Linked DNA regions of Homo sapiens: region 1 is linked to region 2. Evidence: read pairs that join two places in POLR2A ChIA-PET (ENCODE). Cell type or tissue: OCI-LY7. All regions are shown on one strand. Links, peaks and the distances in the headings refer to the core of each region. The heading gives the core; the rest is flanking DNA.

The links. Peaks named below come from ENCODE experiments on the same cell type or tissue, not always from the same donor. Only the 100,000 strongest peaks of a DNase experiment are listed, where the experiment ranks them.
Region 1: POLR2A ChIA-PET joins it to region 2 with 12 read pairs; 4 of 35 experiments call an interaction of 5 or more read pairs at or near these places.

The regions. Positions count from the first base shown.
Region 1 is chr3:141,878,371-141,886,370 of GRCh38, reverse strand. The region is part of intron 1 of ATP1B3 (ATPase Na+/K+ transporting subunit beta 3); the gene reads right to left. Among named protein-coding and RNA genes, the nearest start is that of ATP1B3, 5.7 kb to the right of the region's middle. In OCI-LY7, for the core only: CTCF peaks have their summits at 5,710 and 5,916; a DNase peak (open chromatin) is centred at 4,450; H3K4me3 peaks cover 2,230 bases; H3K27ac peaks cover 563 bases.
Region 2 is chr3:141,549,310-141,566,726 of GRCh38, reverse strand. It overlaps RASA2 (RAS p21 protein activator 2), which reads right to left. Exons shown (of 24, transcript NM_006506.5): 6 at 12,787-12,870; 7 at 10,815-10,887; 8 at 7,765-7,841; 9 at 6,732-6,833. Among named protein-coding and RNA genes, the nearest start is that of RASA2-IT1, 33 kb to the right of the region's middle. In OCI-LY7, for the core only: CTCF peaks have their summits at 4,895 and 5,096; a DNase peak (open chromatin) is centred at 5,096.

The sequences.
Region 1 (8,000 bases), core at 1-8,000, 320 kb before region 2:
GCAGAGCCAGCACTGAAGCTAGGTCTGTGAAATAAGGAAGAATTCGTGTGCACAGAACGAAGAGATTGGGGAAGGAACAGACAGGGGTTCCAGACTAAGGGTCTTAGATACATCCGTGTAGCTACAACATAGGGTGCATAATGGGGTGTGGGCAAGGTGGGAAACGATGGGTTACTTAGGGTTGGAAACAGCTCCACGCCCACATACAATAAACCTGGAATGCCAGACTCTCTGGAACTTACCTAAACTTTCTGGAAGCAGTAGGGACCCAAACACAGTTTTGGGGTACAGAAGGTAATATGATCAAAGCTGCTGCCTTAGAAATAACCCGACAGCAGTGGGCTACATTGCTTAAGTCACAATGATTCTCACTGATTCTTTGGATCTTACTGGAGATGCACCAGTAGTTAAGACCCACTTTCCCCAGGGTCAACAACACTACAGGGGTGTGTGTGTGTGTGTGTGTGTGTGTGTGTGTGTGTGTGTGTGTTTTAACGCAGCAGATAAAAGCTGGAAAGCCAATCGTCTATTTGAAGCTGGAACAACTGTGAAACAATTACAAAGATCTTCATCTGGTGCTTCAAGTTTTTAAATCACAGAGTTTATAAGAAAAGGCATGCGCTGGTCAGGCACAGTGGCTCACATCTGTAATCCCAGCACTTTGGGAGGCTGAGGCAGACAGATCACCTGAGGTCAAGAGTTCGAGATCAGCCTGACCAATATGATGAAATCCCATCTCTACTAAAAATACAAAAATTGCCAGGCATGGTGACATGTGCCTGTAATTCCAGCTACTCGGGAGGCTAAGACAGGAGAATCACTTAAACCTGGGAGGCGGAGGTTGCAGTGAGCCAAGATTGTGCCATTGCACTCCAGCCTTGGCAACAAGAGCGAAACTCCATCTGAAAAACAAAAAAAGAAAAAAAGAAAAGAAAAGAAAAAAGAAAAGGCACTACCAGATCCTGATAAAATGAGGACAAGGTTGGTGGGAGTGTTAATGAAATTTGGTACGGGTGGCTAGGATTATGAAGCTAGGAAAAATGAGCATCTCAGATGTCCTCTGAACGTGTGTCTTGATGGGGATAAAGAGAAAATGGTAAACAAGTCAAAGAAAATTAATTCCTAAAATAATTGTAGTACTAGTAATGGGGATATGGGCCACAAAGATTCAAGAGGTTCAAGCGATGTTATTGAATAGCACCGGCACAATTTGGCTAAGTCTGGAGCCTAGACGACAGGATAGTGAAGCTGTTTTTTAAAACTGCAAAAATAGGAGCAATACAGAACCTCAGGGAAGGAAGGGAAACGAGCTATTTACCAGATGACGTTATCTGGTATGAAAGTTAGTTAAGACATCTAAGCCTCACACTCTTAGATTTGTGGGATATGCAGAAAGCAACTGACAATAAACAGGGGCCTGGAACCTGAGAGAGATGTCAACCAAGAAGTAAAATCTGTAATGATCTTTGCAGTTGTTATATGACATTGCCAGGAAAGAAGAAGAGAAAACAAGGCCAAAGACAGCACCTGAGATACATACATTGCATTAGTCAGGGCCTAGAGGGACAGAACTAATAATATGTATATATCTCCTTGAGGAACAAGGAGAGCCAGTCTGAGTCCCAAAACCAAAGAACATGGAGTCTAATGTTTGAGGGTAGGAAGCATCCAGCACGGGAGAAAGATGTAGGCTAGGAGGCTAGGGCCAGTCTCTCCTTTTCACGTTTTTCTGCCAGCTTTATATTTGCTGGCAGCTGATTAGACAGTGCCCACCCAATTAAGAGTGGGTCTGCCTTTCCCAGCCCACTGACTTAAATGTTAATCTCCTTTGGCAACACCCTCACAGACACACCCAGGATCAATACTTTCTATCCTTCAACCCAATCAAGTTGACACTCAATAATATTAACCATCACAAACACTTAGAAGACAGGAAGAGCAAACAAGAAGGAACTAGGAAAGGAATGGTTAGAGAGCTAGGGAGTGGGAGCAGGAGTATGAGTATGTAAAAGGCCACTTTTTATGAGCCAGATACTGCCAACATGCAAAAACCAAAAGAAAAGTACCCCATGCCTTGCAGGAAGGTCACTTCCAAAGTCATATCTTACCCACAGCACCAGCAAAATCCTAAGAAGTCACAAATAAGAGCTAGCTCCACAAATGACTCAGTAACAAAGTTTAAACAGGTATGTGGGAGGTTATTATGTTAAAAAAAATTTTCCGAAATATTATTAGTAATAGCACCCCATAAGGGAAGAAGGGCACTATTAAATAAACTCCCATTAAATTTGAGAGCAGGTAAAAGAAAAAAAGACTTTATGAGGGTCTCATAAAAGCAGTATAAGAAGCTGAAAAGAGCAATAAAGCAGGAAGCAAACCTAAATAAAATTTTGCCCTGGTTCTGTCACTATTATCAGATGCGTGATCCAGGCATGTCACAAACCCAGCTGAGTCTCCAATAAGAAAGTTAAGTGGAATAATCACTAAGCTTCTTTTGAACACTGAACTTCCATGAAAACCCATCAGTACTCTAACAAAAGAAAAAGGAAAATGCCCCAAAATTGAGGGGACAATTATACTATGGGTACACCAATACCGTCAAACACTGTGAAGCCATTAAAAACAATACTGCAGAAGACTAACTTCATGGAAACATTCATAGTACTGCTCATTCAACCAGTTTGTATTACATTCCTAGCAAGTGCTAGGACAGGCCAGGGGTTAGAGAATCAAAGAGGAATAAGACAAGAATAAGATTATAGTCTAGTAAATAGGCAATGACAACAATATATAAAGTTATAAATGCTATGATAGAAAAAGGTTTTATTTTATTTTGTTGAGTCTTAACTTTTTTTTAGATAGGCTAACTCTATCACCTAGGCTGGAATGCAGTGGCACAATTACAGCTCATTGTAGCCTCGACCTCCTGGACTCAGGTGATCCTCCCACCTCAGCCTCCCGAATAGTTGCAACTACAGGTCATTATCAAAGTCTGATTGCAAAAATTCACTACGCCACCACACCTGGCTAATTTTTTGTATTTTTAGTAGTGACAGGGTTTCACCATGTTGCCCAGGCTGATTTCTAACTCCTGGCCACAAGTGATCCGCCCACTTCGGCTTCCCAAAGTGCTGGGATTACAGGCAAGAGCCACTGCACCTGGCCTTAATGCAAAGAGGAGTTCAAAGATGTTTTCTGGGTATCAGACTATCAAAGCTGACATCTGATCAGCCAGACCAACATGGAATAAGGGGATGAGAGGCCCAGAAGCTAGGAAACAGCCCAGAAGGAGTAGGAAATAACTATGTGGAATGGTAGAGAGAGATGACAGGAGAGAAGTAAGCCACTGAGATTTTAAAGAGTTTGTATGTCGTGCTAAGGAGCCCTTGAGAACAACACAGATTTATATGAACAGATAACCTATGAAACATCCAACTGGAGATTTCTGATAGGCAGGTGGTTATAAGAACATTAAAAACTCATGAGGCCGGGCGCGGTGGCTCACGCCTGTAATCCCAGTACTTTGGGAGGCCAAGGCATGTGGATCACCTGAGGTCAGGAGTTTGAGATCAGCCTGACCAACATGGAAAAAAACCCTATCTCAGCTAAAAATACAAAAATTAGCTAGGCATGGTAGCGCATGCCTGTAATCCCAGCTACTTGGGAGGCTGAGGCAGGAGAATCGCTTGAATCCGGGAGGCAGAGGTTGCGGTGAGCCGATATCGCACCATTGCACTCCAGCCTGGGCAACAAGAGCGAAACTCTATCTCAAAAAACAAAACAAAACAAAATTGTATGATTAGATATGCAGCTTTGGGAGTCCCAACAGAGATAGTAACTAAGCCACCAGACTAGATAAATTCAACAGGAAGTATGTATGGTCACCATAAAGGTGACAGACCCAAGGACACCTCCAGCACATCAACATTTAGGAAAAAGGCAGAGGAATAAAGACCATTCTCCTTAAATGTTAAATGATAAGATCAGGTATTTAGGTATGTTTTAAAAACTTATTTATACATAGGAAAAAGACATAAAATGTTAATAGTGGTTATATTAAGTGGTTAAAGATTACAGGTGACTTTTCTTCAAAACCAACAGAATGAATGCAAAATTAGAAAATAATTAAATTTATCTTTCAAGGTTAAATGGGTGTTTCCTCCTATTTCACAATCAGTGTTAAATGACTGGTCCTTAATCAAATGATGATAAAATCATGGAAAAGTTGTTACTATAGACAGGAGGGCTTTTAAGACTTCTTTTAATACAACTAGTTTAATTGTATAGATATAAATCCAAAAGTCAATTTCAAAGAAATCGAATTACATCAGGGGTGGGGAGAGGCTCTTTAATAATCTTAAAGCACTCGTACTACCATAATTACAATGGTATTGTAACACAACACATACACTTACCCTTTCTCTCCCTCCCACCACAGGACTACTTCCTGGACAATCCAGGAAGTACTTTCTCCTGCTAGATAATGGCTCAGTACCTGCCCTTCTCTTCTGCTGCTGTCACCACATGTACCATTGGCCTGCGTTTATAGCCTGCACACAGGGTAAGGCAAGTCCTGTTACTTTCCCAGTGATGCACATTTTTGTAAAGTTTGTAAAGCTTCCATTTATGCCTGTGTTCCATTACTGGAACGCTAAGCATGTGGGAGTTATATCCTACTGCTCAATGTCCTTGCCAAGGTCTCATTGCAAAAATTTTAAAAATTGCAACCTCCAGCATAAATGGGTTAATGGCACACTCCACAGGACAAAGAACACCATCTTACAAAAATTATGTGACAGACAATGGAAAACAAACACATCTGCCTTCTCCCCTACTGTCAGATGCCCCAGATGGGATGAAGCCTGATCTCCAAAGCAGAACAATTACTGAGCCATGACCCAGAAGTGACTGAGAAAATGGCACTTCATGGAACTATAGTAAAAGAAAAGGCACACAAACAAAATATAGGTGCTAACAGTTTTGGTCCAGAATTCTGACTAGGCTTGGAAATCACTGACTTGAGTTTTAAGTTAATATTAATACAAAGCATTTACTGACAGACCACCTTAATAAAGATAATGAACCCCAAAGAAGCTCACAAGTAGATGTTATTAAATGACAACACATCATGGCATAGTTGGTTTTTCTTTTCTTTTTTTTTTTTTTGGAGGTGGAGTCCTGAGCTTGTCGCTCAGGCTGGAGTGCAGTGGCGCGATCTTGGCTCACTGTAACCTCCACCTCCCGGGTTCAAGCAATTCTCCTGCCTCAGCCTCCAGAGTAGTTGGGATTACAGGCACCCGCCACCATGCCGGGCTAATTTTTGTACTTTAAGTAAAGACGGATTTCGCCATGTTGGCCAGGCTGGTCTCGAACTCTGACTTCAGGTGATCCGCCCGCCTCAGTCTCCCAAAGTGCTGGGATTACAGGCATGAGCCACCATGTCCCGCCTGGTTTGTTTTTTAAAAAATCTCTGGCCTTGGAGTCTGAAGCCCCAAGGATTTTATCACTAACTCCCTGAGTGAATTTTGGCAAATCAGATGACCCATAGGTTTAATTTTGCCACCTATGAAATGAAGGCACTGGGCTAGATTAGTGGCTTTCAAGAGTTTTTGGACTATGAGCCAAAGTAACAAATACAGTTTACACTGGGGTATCTATATATGCAAAATACACAAAAGCTTCATGAAACAACACTTTTTTTAAAGCTAGAATGAACCTATTAGGTAAAATAAACATATTTTTACTATTCTATTTCATCATTAAAAAAATGTTAATGGCAACACTTGGCCCACTACTAGTAGTTTAAATAACACTAGATCTCTAAGCTTCATTAATTTGACTCTAATTGTATTCAATGAACTTAAGTTATTTAATATTTTGCAAACATCAGCCACTAGGTGCTCAATTTTCTTTGTCCTGTGTATTCATAAATGGCAACTATTTATTGCTGACTTATACTTACTTTTCAGCTTGAAAACCAGTGCTAAGTACACTTGGATCACCCAACTAGTTGGCTTTACGTTACTGTGAAAATCACATGAAGTAACTTATGTGTATATAAGCATTTTGAAACTGCTGTAACCACCTGTAAGATATTAGCCAAATACACAGTAAAGCGGCCACTCAAAATCTTTACGTAGCTGTTTTAAATAAGGCAATGCAATGTAACTTGCAACATTTTCACTTTATCCAAAATGTAAATAGCAAAACTACCTTTTAAATATGTGTGCTTTTTAATGTATCCAATGCACTTGGAGAGGAACCTTAGATCAAAATGAGACAAACATACTAAAGACTTAAATGTGTAAAAATAAAACCAGGAAACATCTTAAATGAATGATAAAATCCTGGGGGTAGACACACCAGGAGTCCTAGCAACTTTACAAGGTCAAAAAAGATGTGATTTTTTTTCCTTCCACCCCCTACAACAAATACATAATCTTTTTCTCCCACCACCTACATAAAATTTGATTAAAAAAAGTCAAAAAGACAACTAGAAAAAAAATTTGCAAAATGACAAAAGGCTGTTTTTCTTAAAAAAAAAAAAAAAAAAAAAAAAGCTGTTACCAAAAACTGTAAGGTTTTTTTTTTTGAGATGGAGACTTGCTTTGTCGCCCAGGCTGGAGTGCAGTGGTGCGATCTCAGCTCACTGCAACCTCCACCTCCTGGGTTCATGCAATTCTCCTGCCTCAGCCTCCCAAGTAGCTGTGATTACAGGCAGGTGCCACCACACCCGGCTAATTTTTTTTTTTTTCATTTTTAGTAGAGACAGGGTTTCACCATGTTGGCCAGGCTGGTCTTGAACTCCTGCCCTCAAGTGATCCACCCACCTCAGCCTCCCAAAGTGCTGGGATTACAGGTGTGAGCCACCGCGCCCGGCCCCAAAAATGTAAGGTTTTAAAAGAGATAACACAGGTAAAAATAGCCTCAGTGCTGATGAAGGTATGAGACACCACTACATACCGTTGGGAGTATAAATTGTTAGAAACTTCCTGGAAAGCACATGAAAACAAGTTTTCAAAATGTAAAAAGTACATATGAATGGCCTAGAAATCCCATCGGTATAAATATATACCAAGGAAATAAATGTGCAAAAATGTACATGAAAAGGGTGAATATAGGGAAACCTGTCTAAAAATCTTTAGTAACATGGAAAGATGCCCACAATATACTCAGAATATAAAACAACACTTTATGATCCTTTTGTTTTAAAAAAAATGTTATACACAATTCAGTAACATATATACCAGAATGTTAATAGTATCTCTGAGGTATGATGACATCTGGCAGCAAGCCCATACAGTCCCTTCAAGAGAATTAAAAAAAGAATCCTTCCTGGCAGACATATCCCCAGAGGCACAGAGCTCTCCAAACTGATCCTGCCTTTGCAAGAATTAGAACAAGGTGCCCCTTCTCTAGGCAGACCCAACCATGGTCTAGGATACACAGCCTGGCAAGCTGAATATGGATTTCGGCCTCCTCTCACGACTCCCTCACATATCCTTAGAGGGATACCCTTACATTGGGACAGGATTATGGTTAATTTTCACCTATATATGCCATTCTTCACTGACTTACTATTATTACAATAAACAAAAAATTTACTGATAAGAGTAATACTTATCGATTTTGAAGAGATTGACTTAATCCTTCCAAAATGAATCCCAACTTCACTTGTACTAGTTTTACAGTCCTTACACATTGCTCTCTATTTATTTGTGCATGTTATCTATTTAAATGCATTGACTCAATAAAATAAAATCTCTACCCTAGGTCATACAATACAAAGGTTGAAGAGCACTATCTGCAGTAAGAAATGTCATTCTAACACAAAGTGGAGTTACTCCGTTCTGGAAATGAGGAAGCACTGGGGAAGGGAGAAAGGGAGGAAGGTAGCCTATCAAAATTAATCTCTCTCCACCACTCAAAAATTTCTTCAGCAAAAAGTTAGTACACTCTAGAAACAAGCAATTAAGCTTTATAAATGTTCATCTTTTGTT
Region 2 (17,417 bases), core at 3,770-11,769:
TTTTTTTTTAATAAAAGACTGATCTTGTTTCAGCCATACCTTCACTCACTCTCCCATCCTGTTCCTGCATTATTATTTTAAAGCAATTTCCAGGTATAATTTCATATATAATTTTAAAAAGTCATCACTATTCACTTAGTATTCAAATTTCCCCAAACTTATCATAAATGTTTTTCTACAGTTTGTTCGAATCCAAATAAGGTCCATAGATTAGAATTGGTAATAGCATTCTTAAGTCTCTTTTATAGATTCCTCACTGTTGGTCCTATAGAGTTTTCCACCTTTGGAATTGTGTTAACTCTTATCTCTACCTCCACAATGTCATTTACCATATTCCTTCATCCTCTCTGTATTTCCTCTATATTGGTAGTTAGATCTAGAGGCTTGGTTAGATTCAGATTTGATGTTCTGGCAAGAATGCTTCATTGATAATGCTGTGTAGTTCTACCAAGAGGCATAAATGTCTGGTTGTTTCTCCTTTTGCAATATCAGCAGCCACTGATGATCACGGCTTAGAGCCATTAATCATCAAAATGATAATTTTATAACTCTATCACTCCTCCTTCACTTAGCTGGAATGCTGAGATGCTTTTTATAAAAGAAATAGTAGTTTTAATACTTAATTTATATATTTATCAGCTATGACCTCCTCTAATATATTAATTCATTTAAAAATAGAAGGAGGAAGGCTTTAATAGAACATTTATTAGCTTTGAGAAAGATAAGATAAAGACAGAAAAGACAACTAGCGAATTAACCAAGGCAAATTTAAAGGATGAAGGGATGGTTAATACAAGAAGAAATTACATCACTATCCCACAAAAGAGGAAGATCAACCTTCAGAACATCTACTGTCTGATTTAAGAAATAGTGATGTAAAGATATGGTCAATGAAATAATTAGAAACAAGCCTGTTAGCAAAGGTGACTCAGAAGTACCTCTAAGGGAAGTGTATTTAGTCTGTCCTTATGCTGCTAATACAGACATACCCAAAGCTGGGTAATTTATAAAGGAAAGAGGTTTAATTGACTCATAGTTCCACACGGCTGGGGAGACCTCGCAATCATGGCAGAAGACAAAGAAGAGTAAAGGGACGTCTTACATGCGGCAGGCAAGAGAGCTTGTGCAGGAGAACTCCCATTTATAAAACCATCAGATCTCATGAGACTTATTCACTACCACAAGAACAGTATGGGGATTTGAAACCACCCGATGATTCAATTATCTTCACCTGGCCCTGCCCTTGACATGTGGGGATGATTACAATTCAAGGTGAGATTTGGGTAGGGACACAGCCAAACCACATCAGGAAGTTTAGCTGGTTGATGACCAAGCATCCTGACAATTGATACTTTGGTCAATTTTTCACAATCCAGGGCATGTTCGGCAACCTTGCAAATTCAGACATCTCGTTTTATCAGCACATCTAAAGTGAACCTGAAGGTCAAGTGTGGTGGCTCCCGCCTGTAATCCCAGCACTTTGGGAGGCCAAGGCGGGTGGATCACCTGAGGTCAGGAGTTCGAGACCAGGCTGGCCAACATGGTGAAACCCCATCTCTACCAAAATACAAAAATTAGCCAGGCATGGTGGCACAGGCCTGTAGTCCCAGCTACTTGGGAGGCTGAGGCAGGAGAATCGCTTGAACCCAGGAGGTGGAGGTTGCACTGAGCCAAGATTGCACCACTGCACTCCAGCCTGGGCGACAGAGAGAGACTGCATCTCAAAAAAATAAAAAAAAAGAATAAGGTGCACCTGAATTGCAATGACTGAGTGCAGAGCCTGATATACTTAAAAGCAGGTCAATTATTAAATTTATGAAAAAGAAATATAGTCAAGTGGCATAAGTACCTGGATTGTTAAGTGACCAATGCATTTTATTATAGAAATGCTCACTTACAAAAGTAGGGAGAAGAGTGATAATAGTAATAATGAACACCCTTTCTTACCACCACCCCCATGTGCTTGTCACTTGGTTACAACAATTATCACCATTTACCATAGGGTTTTCATCTATATCTTTCACTGTATTTTTTTACCTGTTGGTAGGCTATTTGGAAAGGCAAATTATCAAAAGGCGTTGTGGTGAGTACAGAGGCATGACAAGGAGTTTTATGCAGCCTTAAGAATCTCTCAGCTAAGACAACAGTCTTGCCAAGGAAACAGTAATTCTTCTGGACCAGAATCCCCTACCCCCTCAATTGTGCTTGAATAGGCAGTACCATGCCTACCTCTTTGGAATCCTTTTTTATTACTCTAGATGAATCTTTTCCTCCTATTGAACTAATGTTTTCCATGCACAGTAGATTAACATTACTTGTATTACTGCTTACTCAGTTACAACTGGTTCTGCCTCTCTGGGACCATCCCTATCCATCTTAAACAGTGTCTCTGAACTCTACAGTCAAAACAAACTCTGTTTTGGTTTTTACTACAGAAATTTTGCTCAGAGCGCAACTTTATTTCCTTTAGCTCCAAATAACTGAGGGAGGGGTATGACATCCCTCTTTACTCTCATATAACTGAAAATTACCAGGCCTACAGTCTTAACATAGCATTGTTCTATGTAGAGGAATTAGGGTAGTGCTATACCAATTACTCATTTTTATGCATACATTGTTTTTGGATGCTTAAGAACTCCAGAAGGGTTCACTCCTGCCATACTTTCTAAACTTGTTTCCTTGGATTTTCTTTGCAGGATAAGAAATCCCCATAGACAAAATATCTCATCTATGTCTACTTGAAAAAAAAAAAAAAAGACTTCACAACATGTTGTTGTTTTACCCATCCCTTGAAAAGATCATTTTTTAAATGAGTAGGGAACTCTCTGATTCTCTTTTATATAATATTTTATAAGCAAGGGACACTCAAATCTTTGCTAATGGCTTAAAAGAATGTTTTTGAGTTTTAAATATATTCAGAAATATGCCAGAGTTCAAACTTACAGTACACTGGTTAAAAGCACAAACTTTGGGGTCAAACAGTTTGGTTCAAATCCCAGCTGTGTGACCTTAGACAAGTTGCTAAATTTCTCTGTGCTTTTTCCTCATTTGTCAAATAAGGAGTATTAATAGTGTCTTAACACATTAAAACCCTACAACAGCCCTAAAAAAGTTATTATAAGTAAAGTACTTAGAATAGTTCCTGGCACACAGTAATCACTATGTAAATGTTACACATATAACATTTATATATGTGATGTATAACTATTACCACTTAAATATATGAATAACTATCAATAGTCATTTGTATAACTATATAAATGTGATTATTTTAAAATATTATTACAAAAGCTCAATTTAATAAACTGCCTGAAGGATCCTTGTGAATTAAATAATTCTGTATGAATTAGAGCTAAAGAGAAAAGGCTCAAGATTTGTTAAATAGTTCAGGACTATCTGGCATTTCTAAGTGAAAACAAAACAAAAAACTCATATATATATATGTCAGTTTTTGAATGAAATATTTCCGTTTGAAAGAAAAAGAAACAGGGAATAAAGAGAAATTTTTAACTGAAAGTAGCATTCAGTTGCTCTAAACATGTACTTTTCATTCACAGGCATAAAAGCAATCCTTATGCTCTCAAGAGTAAGCAGTTTTGACAGTCCCTTAACAGAAAAAAATCAGCATTTAAACAATTCTAACCATAGGGTCTGTGTAATTAAAATTGAGGTAGACAAACCCAAAGTGCAATTATTTGTACATAATGCTATGTAAATGAGAGAATAAAGAAGCAGTTCTATTAATAACTGAACGTGGGCCAGGTGCGGTGGCTCACGCCTGTAATCCCAGCACTTTGGGAGGCCGAGGCGGGGGGATCAAGAGGTCAGGAGATCAAGACCAGCCTGGTGAACATGGTGAAACCCCATCTCTACTAAAAATACAAAAATTAGCTGGGTGTGGTGGCGGATGCCTGTCATCCCAGCTACTCAGGAGGCTGAGGCAGGAGAATGGCTTAAACTCGGGAGGTGGAGATTGCAGTGGGCCAAGATGGCGCTACTGCACTCCAGCCTGGAGACAGAGCGAGACTCCGTATAAAAAAAAAAAGTTTAACGTTATTTCTGGTTTTTTTTTGTGTGTTGTTGTTGTTTTTTGTTTTCTTTTTTTGAGACGGAGTCTCGCTCTGTCTCCCAGGCTGGAGTGCAGTGGTGGATCTCAGCTTACTGTAAGCTCCCGCTCCCAGGTGCACGCAATTTCTCCTGCGCCAGCTCCTGAGTAGCTGGCACTACAGTTGCCCACTACCAAGCCCAGCTAATTTTTTGTATTTTTAGTAGAGATGGGGTTTCACCATTGTTAGCCAGGATGTCTCGATCTCCTGACCTCATGATCCGCCTGCCTTGCGCTCCCAAAGTGCTGGGATTACAGGCTTGAGCCACCGTGCCAGGCCTATTTCTTTTTTTTTTTTTTTTAACTGAAGACAGGAGACTTGTTATATTTTCTAAATTCAAATATTAAACAGATACGTTAAAAATGTGAGACCAAAGGCTGGGCGCAATGGCTCACAATCCCAGCACTTTGGGAGGCCGAAGTGGGCGGATCACGAGGTCAGGAGTTCAAGACCAGCCTGGCCAACATAGTTAAAACCCCGTCTCTACTAAAAATACAAAAATTAGCTCGGCATGGTGGTGTGTGCCTGAAGTCCCAGCTACTTGGGAGGCTGAGGCAGGAGAATCACTTGAACCCGGGAGGTGGAGGTTGCAGTGAGCCGAGATCATGCCACTGCACTCCAGCTTGGACAACAGAGTGAGGCTTTGTCTCAAAAAAAGTAAGACCGCCCCCCCACAAAAAAAAGTTTGAGGACAAAAGGTGTCAAAATTAACAAACTGGAAAGCTAAATCATATCAAATATTCATCTAGTCTAAAATCATGTATAAAGTGCTTCTGTTGAAAAGAAAAACCCAGTAATTCATTTTATCTATTATTTGAATCTTACTTTCAAATTTAAAAATTAATCTATTTTGAGACTTTTCAAACAACAGAATTAAATTACTGATGATTACTCTCTTAACATCAACATTAGAAAGAATTTGCCTGAAATCCTGAGGGTAAATAAATCTTTTCTTGAGTTTTCATGCAGTTACTAACAACCCCACAAGGGGATGCTATGGCTCTACAATTGATGGAGGAGGTTAAGAGTTTTATTTCCAACTTAAAAGAAATGGCATTCACATTTTTATGTTTCCTTACAACTGTGGAATTATATATGAATTACCAGATGTTCCTATTTCATGCTATATAAATTTCAGCACTTATATTTCTGGCAGGTTACTTTAAAATATCATGGGCCAAAAACATCTATAAAAATAAAATTAGTTTGTTAATGTTCTTACATACTGCCAAGGAAGCTGCACAAAGTTTTGCCAAATTTGGAAGGCATCTCTGGAGACAGTCTTACTTAAAAAACAGATTATGTGGCACATTTCAAGTTCATTTTGAGGGACCCGGAGGCACTACAACGTGTTTTTCTCTTCTGTACTGAGTGGTCTGGCACATAATTTTAAAAACTTGACAAACTGAGCTCAGAAATTTTCATTTTAAAATGTATGCTATTTGATGGAAGGTGGAAGACATGGTGTAGTGGGAGGATGACAGGTCCCAAATCTTCATCAATTTTTCATAGTGACTACATTTGATTTTTTTCCCCCTCTGTGGATGCATTTTACAAACTATAATACACAAAATGCCAACATAAAGACCAATAAATCTTAGATCTGCCTTGGACTATAGAGAGGCAAAAATAAAGTAAAAATTTTGAGAGTCTCCATATCAGTCTACAAGTGATAACTGCTCTAGGACAAGACTCTAAAATGAAGATGTCTGATGGCCAATCAGAAGAGGCAGGCTCTTTTAGGAACAGATGAAACTGATATCCATAAGAAACACCTAAACACTCCTCTTTGAGGCAGCAGAAACTGAGATCCAAAAAGTGCTCCTTAAAAGGCAAATGAGAAAGGCATGTTCATTTATACCCAGTTGAAACCAAAATCTAGCAAGAGAGATGCTGGGCAACATACTGAAAGGATACACACGCTTTTAAGTGCTATAGACAGAAAAAAAACAATAGTTTCACATTGATTCTGCTAAGGAAACTAGCTCAATGTAATGTCTGAACATTAATTTGAATTTAACATCAGTGTAATGTTATTATTAGAGTCACTGAAAACTAAAATAATATTATAGTCATTATTGAAAACCAAGAGCCCTAAAAAGTGCCAGCTCAACAACATAAGACCTTAGACATTCAAAAAGTAACATTAGGGCCATCTACAGTACATTTCAATGGGGTGTGGTGAAGGAAGAACAGTGGTTAGTTCCCATAAACAACTGAGTCCCCTAAATAAAATCCTTTGCTTTCAAATACCCACAGTTCCTATGACCACTAATAAAACTTCTGAAATGCAGACACTGATTTGTGACCAAGCGTTTTCTTACATGAACAACTCTTATGTAATGTTTTAAATGTTTCCCATTTTTCTCCTTAAGAGTCGTCTTCACTTCTGAACAGAAAAATATTCCTAGATGATTCAGTTCTTTTATCTCAGTACCACAGGTCAAGTCATAAAACTTACAATTTACTTCTGCAACAATGAATTAATGAACATATCAATATTAATGACGTTTAGCTTATTACATGGCAAATTTAAAATATGTTCAGAGTAAGCATTTATTTGCATATATATACTGTACTAAAGAGAATTAAACTATGGAGTTCACTAAAATGCTGGGCCCTTACCAGGCTTGATGAGAGGAATCAGTTCTTAATACGTTCACAGGAACCTTAATCTCACCTAGGAAAACATCTTGGACTAGGTTTCCATTGTTCCACAAGTCGATCCTGAAAATTGAAAACTGGCTTTATGTTTTGCAAACAATGTTTAAGAGAGTTCACACCACAAAACAGCTTCAAATTACTTTGATCTGTATTACAGCATTAATTTTACATGCTTAAAAGATGTTAGCAACACCATATACATACCTCACTATCCAGACTAGAGAAGCAAAATACTACAGCAGCTTTTATTTAAAAAGCACAGAAAGTAATTTTAAATAGTCTGAAAGAAGGCACTTAAACTGTCTTAGTTTGAAAGTCGAGGCTTTATTTTAACCTATAGCAATAAGGACTACAGAAAGAAACTACAATAAGACTACAGTTTCTCTCTAGATTACCACCAATTAATATATATATAGAAAAATTAGAAAAATACATTACCTGATCACTCCAAACACATGATTAATATACCATCTAGATGAACACACTGTTAACATCACACCTACACATGCATTTATAAGATTTTTCCTTCGCAAAGGGCATAGATATTTAAGACCCAGGAAACAGCACAAACTTCAAACACATGCACCTGTTGAATTATCTTCTTACCTCACTGAAATTTCTGTTAGACAGCAGATATGTTAAGAAGAATAAAAAAAAATTTCTAAATTGGCTGAGATATAACTTCCTTTCCATCCATTACACTATAATCCAGAAATGTAAGGAACAATTTGGGAAAAATTAAAAATCAATACAATAAAACAGATGAAAATTAGATCATCTTTGTTTATAAAATTAATACACTTTGACTATTTCTGCAAACAAATCAGACTTTGGAAAGATAATCTGGATTTAAATTAGTTGCATATTCCTCTAAGTTTCATCAACCAACTTGCTATAGAGAATTCTATTAAAGTTGGTTTACTTTTTTTGGTTGAATCTAGGATTTTCTTTTGGTATACAAAAAAGCAATTCTGTAAAACCCCAAGGCACATACCTGATTTCTAGCTTTTCAATGTCCTCCTCTTCTACCTGGAACTGGGACTTTCTGGTGTAACTACTGGATCTGGTTACCTGTAAACAAAATATTTTAGTAAAAATTTTTTTTAAAAAAATACATTTTTCCTACAGCTTAAAAATGATCATCTGCAAAATATTCAATTGTGGATAAAAGCAGAGGAAAATGTCCAAGTAATATTTTACTCAATAGCTGAATATAAAAGCAACTATGGAAGTAGCAGAAAAGAATAAGGTAGTGTAAAAAAAAAATCAAAATAATACCAGCTTGTTCATCTCACTCAAGTCTAAGAAAAATTCTCCCCTTAAATTATGGTCTTCCTATCTCTTTCCTTTCTTAGACAAATCTGAAAACTGCAATCCATCCTTACAGCTTGTACTTCCTCACCACCCACTCACTATAGTAACTCCTTATAATCTTGGCTTCCTCACAGATCACTCTCCTAAAATCTCTCTTCATCACCACATCTGACGATAAATTCTCAGTTCTTACCTCCCTTGATCTCCTATTTAATTTAGTGATCATACAACTGTATCTCCTTTCCCAGAAACACTCTATAGAATTTACCTGGGCACTACCTTGGCAACCTTATGCTGCTGTCTTTGTTTCTTTTTCAGAATCTATAGATAAATTATTCTTCAAAATTTTATGTTTTATTTTGCACTAAAAACAACTTGGAGCTGCACAGTGCTGTACAATCTACAAAGTGCTTTCACATGCATTATCTCCTTTGTTCATCAGAACGCTGCTCAGAGGCGGACAGGGCTAGATTTATTACCCTCACTTAAAAATGAGGAAGCTGAAGTACAGAAATTAAATGACATGCTGAAAGTTAAATACTTGAGTCGCAGAAATTAGTTTCTTCACTTTTCTCCTGTATTGTATACCTCTATTCTCTTGGCTTTCTTGGCTGTTTATATAAACAAACCTTGAGTGTTGGTCAATAACTATCACTCATATTAAGTTTCAGTCATAAACTCCCTACTGGAGGATTTAAAATGTCAGCCCTCAAGCTAATTATGCTCCAAACTAAGCCACTTTTATTTTCCTTCTTCCCTACTCTTCTATTTTTCCAGATTTGGAACCTTGGGGGCAGCATTCAACTACTTCCTTTCTCTTTTTTTCTATAACCAATTTGTTACCTTGCCCTTTGCATTCTCTCTTTTATCTGCCTCTTCCTCTCTATTTCCATAGCACTCTCTTGAAAGATACCCCATCCCCTCCCCATTTTTCTTACACCTAAAGTACAACAGTCTCCCCAGCTTTGTTCTTTCTCCCTAAGCCACCTGGACCTCAGATCATAGTTAATTCCTTCCCAAACACTGTTTTACTCATAACTTATAGGCTCAAAATCATTTACTTAAGCACCATAACTAGGCACTCAAGGCCTTTCATCAGCTGGTCTTACTCTACCTTTCTAATCTTAGTTTCCATTATTTCCTTACACAAGCCCAGTAAAATCAGTACTCACTGTACTTTGGACATAACTTTCTGCTTTTCTGTCTCTGTGCCTCTGCTCAAAATGTTCGTCATCTCTAATACTCTCTTTCCTCAATCTTAGAAAATCCAATATTTCTTCAAGCCTTTAATGGAGCAGAGTTCATCTGACCTCCCCAATATCTACTGCATTTTACTGTTGTGTATATGCATACATATGTCTGCTTTGTGTTCCTTGCTTCAGTTAAAGGACAGAGATGGAAATGTATCTATCTTTATAACCAACTAAAGGCCCTCTGAATGAATGTTGCAAGGCCTAACAAGTACTCCTGCTACAGCAGGCAGGTCAGGCCTTCTACTTTTAAAAGGTCATCTGCTGACTGTAAGGATCCATGAAGCAGAGTAGATTCCATCCAGCTGAGGTTTAAGGTATGTGGGCTAATGGGGAGTGTGAGTGCCTTTAGTCAGCGGCCCTTTACATTGCTGCCTTCTTTGTTTTCTCCAGGTTAGATGCAACCGCCATTAATAAACGTAGAACAACTGCACCAAGTCCTTAGCCAGGAAATGGAAAAGTCTCACATTGGTACTTTTTCTTTTGTTTTTTTTTTCTCCCTTGCTTCCCCCTCCACAATTCTTCCTGCTTCACTTTTGGCATTTTCTTCGGCCTGTGTTCCTTTATTAAAGTACAGCAATCAGGCATGACTAGAGGTACCGTTATTCTCTCCACTGTGAAATACCAAGAAAAATACACACAGAAGAAAAGGCACAAAATGTAACTCCTTTTTTCAAACCTTCCCTACACGTTGATATGAACTGCAACATGCTTTATTAGAATACAATCTTTTTGAGAGTTTGATTTTTTTTTTCTGTAGTTTGCAAATAATATGAAAAAGGATTTCTTTAACAAATGCTCCAAAGAAAAGCACTCCAAAGCTTTTGTCCAAACTGTATTTGGGACAACTTCAAGGCAGCTGAAGCTGTCTATGAAGATAAGCAGGCGTCCACAGAATGAATTAGGCTTAAAAAAAAAAGTAATAATAAAGCTGTAATCATAAAGTATTTTATGGTCTCAAAGGATTCTCACATGCTTTGGGTCTTACAAAAACTCTGAGTCAGGTAGTGCTGCTAGTTTCCCTTCCGATTATTCTTTCACAGGATAAGAAACTTGAGTCACATTTAGTGACTCTTTCAGTCAACTTGACTGGAACTCAGATTTCTTGAGTGATAATTACACTTACTTCACTAGTGACTGTCAAAGGGTACCCTGCAGAAGAATCCTGTGGCCACTATGTGTTAGGTAGGGAGCTGGGTAGGGTAAGGGAGGGTGCAAAGGAAGGGCATGAATAGTGAGGATGACTGGGGAGTGGGTATGGCCCTGGCCCTTCCTGCTCCCAAATTAGAGCTCTGCCTTTATTCATTTTATATATTGGGCATCCATTGCATCACACCATGGTTCTACTGCTTTCAGGAGAGAAATGCTTATCTGCATTAATTGATAAAATGATTACTATGACTGTGGTTTGAAAAAAGAAATCAACTAGCATTAAATATTACATATTTAATGTTAACATTTACGTAAAACAAAAAATTACCTCAAAATAAAAGATTTCATTAAACTGCGGATTGCTTGTTTTCTTCTTTACTTTTGTCTTCTTTTGGTCATTCCTGTTCCAATGTGGTAGAGTTTTACCTTGTAGAACTTAACAGTACACAATTATAAAACATGCTATTTCCAACCAGGGAGCCTGACCTCCATTTAAAAGTTAAGGTGACTCAGGGAAGATTCAGTTTTAAATATTGCTTGGAAAAAAGTAACTGTCCTTATAAACTCAAATCAAAGAATATATAAGCTTTAGGCATCCCCTATGTGCCAAGATTGTATTATTCTCTCTACGGACACACTAGATTGCCAACCTTTTTCAGGGGTTTTAAAAACACATTCTATTCTATAAGCAACTCAGAATAAATAGAAGGAAGACAATAAGATTTAGAGCACCTTCATCTATGTTGAAAAATACCCAAGGAACTTGAAAAACATTCTTAACTCAGCTTACTTCTTGGGCTTCAGGTATAATAGAGACTTCTTAAAAAAATCTTTTAATTTAATTATAGATTCAGAGGAGGTCACAAAAAACGCATAAGGAAATCTTGTGTTTTTACCCAGCCTCTCCCAGTGTTAACATCTTACACAACTACAGTACAATAGCAAAACCAACAGTGACTTTTTATTTTTTAGTTTTTTGAGATGGAGTTTTGCTCGTTGCCCAGGCTGGATGGAGTGCAATGGCACAATCTCGGTTCACCATAACCTTCGCCTCAGGGTTCAAGCGATTCTCCTGCCTCAGCCTCCCGAGTAGCTGGGATTACAGGCATGAGCCACCACACCCAGCTAATTCTGTATTTTTAGTAGAGACGGGGTTTCTCCTTGTTGGTCAGGCTGATCTCGAACTCCTGACCTCAGGTAATCCACCCGCCTCGGCCTCCCAAAGTGCTGGGATTACAGGCGTGAGCCACCTGCGCCTGGCCAGACTTTTTAAAACACAAATTCATATGCCAAATTGTCTCTAACTGTATGTTACCAAATAATTTGTCAGGTAGAGATTATTAAAAAAAACAAAAATAGCTCCACTAGATTGAACATTTTTAACACACAAAAATAAATCTCTCTAATAGCATTTAATGTCATACGACTGAGTATCTGCTAATAGCATACTATTGTTTGAGCACCTAATAAATACCGGCATGGTACTAGGTACTTTACATACATACATAAATACATTTTTCAAAGTGACTTAGTAGTGATTTTCTACAAAGTAAGAATAACTAGAGATTCTGGGGATGGGGAAAAGGGGTGTGTATGTATGCATGTATGTGTGTGTAGAGGGAATACTGTGTTTCTTGCTTCCTGATTCTAAACCTTCAAGTTGTAGACATATTTCAGATGTGTCAGTTCCTTAAAGAAATCATAATGAAGTCATATAACACACCGTATTACAAAGTGCTATAGGTTTTTTCACAAATTATTATAAATCATTTAAATCAATGATATGGTACACTTTGCCATGCTCTAGTACTTCAGCAGTTTTTCTACAGTTGGAATTCTCTCTGTAGAGGACAGATTTCATGAGTAGAAAAGGCAATTTTCAGTCCTGAGCTGCCTTCCAGATAAAAATATATAAATTGTCTTGTTATTCTGAACTGGCATTCATTAAAACAGGATTTTACATGCATAAAATTCAGGATATTTGAAAAGTAGGAATGCTGATGCATGAAAAGTCAAGTTTATGTTTTAAAGTACTACATTGTACTAGTATAAAACTGAAGTTGTTCCTTAAAGCCTAAGAGCATGGCAGATTTAAAATGGGGTACCAATTTCTGTCTGTAAAAAGAGGGCTTTGTTATTGACAAGTGTATAATAGAACTCACTAAAGATTTTTCTTTCAAAGCATTTATTACTGTGTGTTATAAATAGCTATTTATCATTTGCTCGTAGAATCTTACTTTTTAAATTTTTAAATCAAACATCAAAACTTTAAAACCTAATAATAATTCAATAAATATTACCTAGAAGGGCCCACTAGAGAAACTGTTGCATAAGGGTCACAGCTTTGGCCATTTATGAGAGGCAACCCATGGCATGCCTTGATGCTAAGGTAGAATAAAAGAGATTTAACATATTAGATTCCAGTTAAACAAGATAAAACATTATCTTTAAACACAAACTAATACATTCAAAAGGTTAAGAATTGTTTTCCATGTGTCTGCAGTTGTATGGCTATATACTACCTATATGGAATAGGTAGTAATATGTATGGACATATGTATGTATGCATTTTTAAATTTATGCTGTATTTTCAAAATGAGACTAAACAGGAATGCCACAATCACTAATGAAACTATCAAACACAGACTGAGCATTCCAAATTCAAAAATCCAAAGTCCTCCAAAATTCAAAACTTTCTGAGCACTGACATGATGCTCCAAGGAAATGCTCACTGCAGCATTTCAAATTTGGGCTTTTTGGATTTGGGATGCTTAATGGGCAAGTATATATAATGCAAATACTCAAAAAAAAAATAAGAATAAGAAATTCAAAACAGTCTCAAGCACTGTAGATAAGGGATGTGTAACAGTCAACACATTTCCTTCTGCTAAATACCCAACAAGGTACATTTTGCGGTTTGATAATACATCAAAACTGCTGTGGCCTCTAAAAAGGAAAAGAAAGTGGTGCAAACCCTAAATGAGAAGCTACAAACCAAGCCAGCTCTATGGCATCATATCCTCTGCTAAAGCATGAATGACAAACAAGGAAACAACTGCAGCTTCCACTTAAAAATCTGATTCATAAATATAGGGCAAGCTTCACACAATTCTGCAGCCTTTTATTCCAATTCTCAGTAAACAGCTCCTCAGTAAGCACCATTCTGTAGAAAATGTTTTAGACCATAAAAACCAAGGTCATCTAATCTACTCCATGGCTCACAGTTGTTGGCATTTACAGAGAACACAGAATCTAACTTTAGTGATTTGTTCCTCCAATTTTCTCACTAAATATTACTGAGTTTATGAGTTTAGTTTAATGTCTAAGGGTCTGCATTTTCTAATGCCTAAGAGAAACTCATGAGTGTTGCTGAAAAGTATTCTTTGTTGAAAGATGCAAGCTGTTGAGTACATCCTTATTTCTCTCCACAACCCACAGGTCACAGATGTGAGTGAAGTGCTATTGGTATACTGCAGAGTAAAGACAGAAATGATAATACGACTCATTTCTATTATAGCTGAGCATAAAAAAATAAAGAAAGAAATTTTGAAACTAGCCAAAGAAAACACAAGCCAAGATAATTCTGGGTTTTAATGTTGGGTTGAGGTACAGTCAGATTTTCCCACTGTACATACTGCTTAAAACTTACCCTTCTCAGGCTAAACCTCAAAATGATATCTGACACGGCATTTGCAGTTTACTATGCACTTTCACAAAATGCACCTAATTCTCACAACTGCCTTTGAGAAGAGAATTATGCCATTTAAAAGAAGTAAGGCTCACAGGTTATGTGAGGAAGTTACAAGGTAAGGCTCAAAGAGGTAGCGTAACTTGTAAGAAGCTGGCCAAGACTCAACTTCTACTTTTTAATTTTGTTACTGAAGTCCAGTGCCCTTCTACATTCCCACTGTGCCCCCAAATACAATATTACTGTCCTTGTAATACCACATTTATCTCACATAAACACCAATTATGAGAAACCTTAATGACAGAAATCCAATTTTCTATTTTATGAGGTATAAAAAAAAGCAGAGGAAAATGCAGTACTGACTTATAAAAAACTTATGAAACGATAAGAATACCCACAAACCAAAACACGGATGCCCATAAACCAGAAGTGCACCCTACAGAAATCATCAGTACTCTTAATTTTTAAATATAAAACAGTTAAAAATTGAGTTTTCTGCAAAACTTAAGTAATATTATTAAATATAGGTTATTCATTACATATATTTGGAAATATTATTTTTCTAATTACCTAGCATAGCACTGTTCTTCCAATCTGTAAGTAAGCAATTTCATATCATAAATCATGGATGGGCAGAAAACAAATGTTGAAAATAACCTCAATAAGGAATTTGATATTTTATTTATATGTGACATATAAAGCATTTACAATATAGTATCTAAAATTTACAAAGGTAAGAAAATATTATAAACAGTTCAGAATAAGACTGATCTGATTCTTTTCTTTGGATTTTTTTTTAAACTAAAAGAAAATTTTAACTTCTACATCCAGGTAAGATGGAGTAACAGGAACTAGATTTACTCTCCACCCAAAACGAATTGAACAAAATCAGCAGTGAAGGACAGGTGAGCCCTCCAACTGCCCCAGCTTACAGCTAAATGGTTTCTCTGAGAAGAAGAGGCAAAGCTGTCAGCAGGAGGAGGTCAAAGTGACTAGGGACCCCAGGGCAGAGTACTAAAGGGAAGAAAGTTGCACAGAGAAAGAAAAACCTCCAGGGAGCTACAAGAATCCCCACTGAGTATTCAGCTGAGTATTGATACGTGTATATATGAGGAAATCATCTGAGGCTGGGGAAAGAACCATTTGAAAAGAATAGAGGCAATAGTTCCTAAAACCCACACATGGCTAGCAAGAGGTACCATCAGCCACAGTAGAAAACCTGGTAATTCATGGGTACTGCCTTAATAGTAGGAAAACATAAGCCCTCCAGTAAAGACTGTGCTTGTCTGTTTAACAAAAGTTAAAAGTAAACCACAAAAGGATCAAACTGTTTCTAAGTAACTTAACCAAGTGCCGAACAAAGCTCAAGTACATTCATAGAAATATTAAAATATCCAGCAACTTCACAATGTCTGGCATGCAACAGAAAATAACCAGGAATGCAAGGAACTAAGAAATTATGATCCATAATGAAAAGAAAAATCAATAGAAACAGAATCAGAAATGACAAAGAAGACAGAACTAGCAGACAAAGACATTTAAAAGTTATAATTATATTCCATATGATCCATCCAGACACAGAAGACAATAAAAATGGAAAAATCTAGAGATGAAAAACATACTGAGCGGAATTAAACATTTGCTAAGACTTTGGGGGAGGAGTTGGATAGACATGAGAATCAGTACTTCAGTTTTTGAGACAGAGTCTCACTCTGTCGCCCAGGCTGGAGTGCAGTGGCGCAATCTCGGCTCCCCGCAAGCTCCGCCTCCCGGTTTTACGCCATTCTCCTGCCTCAGCCTCCCTGTACTTCAGTTTTAAATGTGTTAAGTTTGCAATGTGATTCATCAAAGTAGACATATTAATCTGAAACTCAGAAAACAGACCTGGGTTGAATGCACAAGGTACAGGCAATTTTAAAAACCTTATTTTGAAATAATTTCAGATATTCAAAAAAGCTGTTAAAATAATAGTTTCTGTATACTCATCAACAAATGTTAACGTTTTGTAGAACCACAGCAGAATTACTGAAATCTGTAGCCCTTACTCAAATTTCACCAATGTCCTTTTTTGATCTAGGACACAATACAGGATCCCATAGTGCATTTAGTTGTCATGTCTTCTTATTCCTCTCCATCCTGAGACAGTTCATTAGTTTTCCTTCTTTGCCCCGTGATCTTGCCAGTATTGGCCAGTTATTTTGTAGTGTATTCCTTAATCTGAGTTTGTCTGATGTTTACTCATGATTAGGTTGAGGTTATGTATCTTGGTGTCCTTCTCAATGCATCCTATTGGGAAGTACTGGATGTCTCATTATTGGTGATGTTAACTTTGATCACTCAATTAAGGTGGCATCTATCAGACATCTTGTCACCACACTTATGCTCACTTAGCATCCATAGATGATTTTTTGAATTGTCCCCTCACCCACTTATTATTGTGATGTTTGCCAATGTTGATTTTCATTTCCATCATTCCTCCTACATTCATTAACTAGAATTCTACTATAGGAAAAATCAGTCCTTTCTCCCTACCAAGTATTTGAGTTTTTAATTGTTTATTTGTACCAGTATTCGCTTATATTTATTTTATTCTATAAGTTTTAATCCACTATTATTATTTATTCTGAAGCTCAAATTGTTCCAGATTTGGTAATTTGAAGTCCCTTTACATTGGCTTCAATGTCCTTTTTACATATCCCCATTATTTTTTAGCACTTTCTTACTTTTTGAGACCCCAAGATGCTCCAGACTCATCTCATATTTTCCCTGCCCAAGTCCTGAAATAAGCTACTGCTAAAAAGGAGTCCAGGTTCTTTTACTGAAGCTGCACTAATGCTGTAGTCATTAGCCATGTGTGGTTTTTTACATTTAATTAAAATTAAATAAAATTAAACTTCAGCTCTTTGGTCACATTAGCTGTATTTCAAGTTTTCAATATCCACACATGGCTAGTGGCTACTGTTTTGGACAGTGAAGATACAAAGCATTTTCCACATCACAGAAAAATCTACTGGAGAGTGCTGACTGGAGAATTGCAAACACACACACACACACACACACACACACACGCACACACACACTCATACACACTCCTACCACTATTTTTCCCTAGAGAAGTCTGCCTTCAAAGGAGAGCAGAGGAATGGGAATGATAAAAAGGACTGGGGTATGGGTGGGCAGAGATGAGGTCTGGGGAGGCATGCCTTTTAGGACAGAGATACTAGACCATGTTTATTTGTGGTG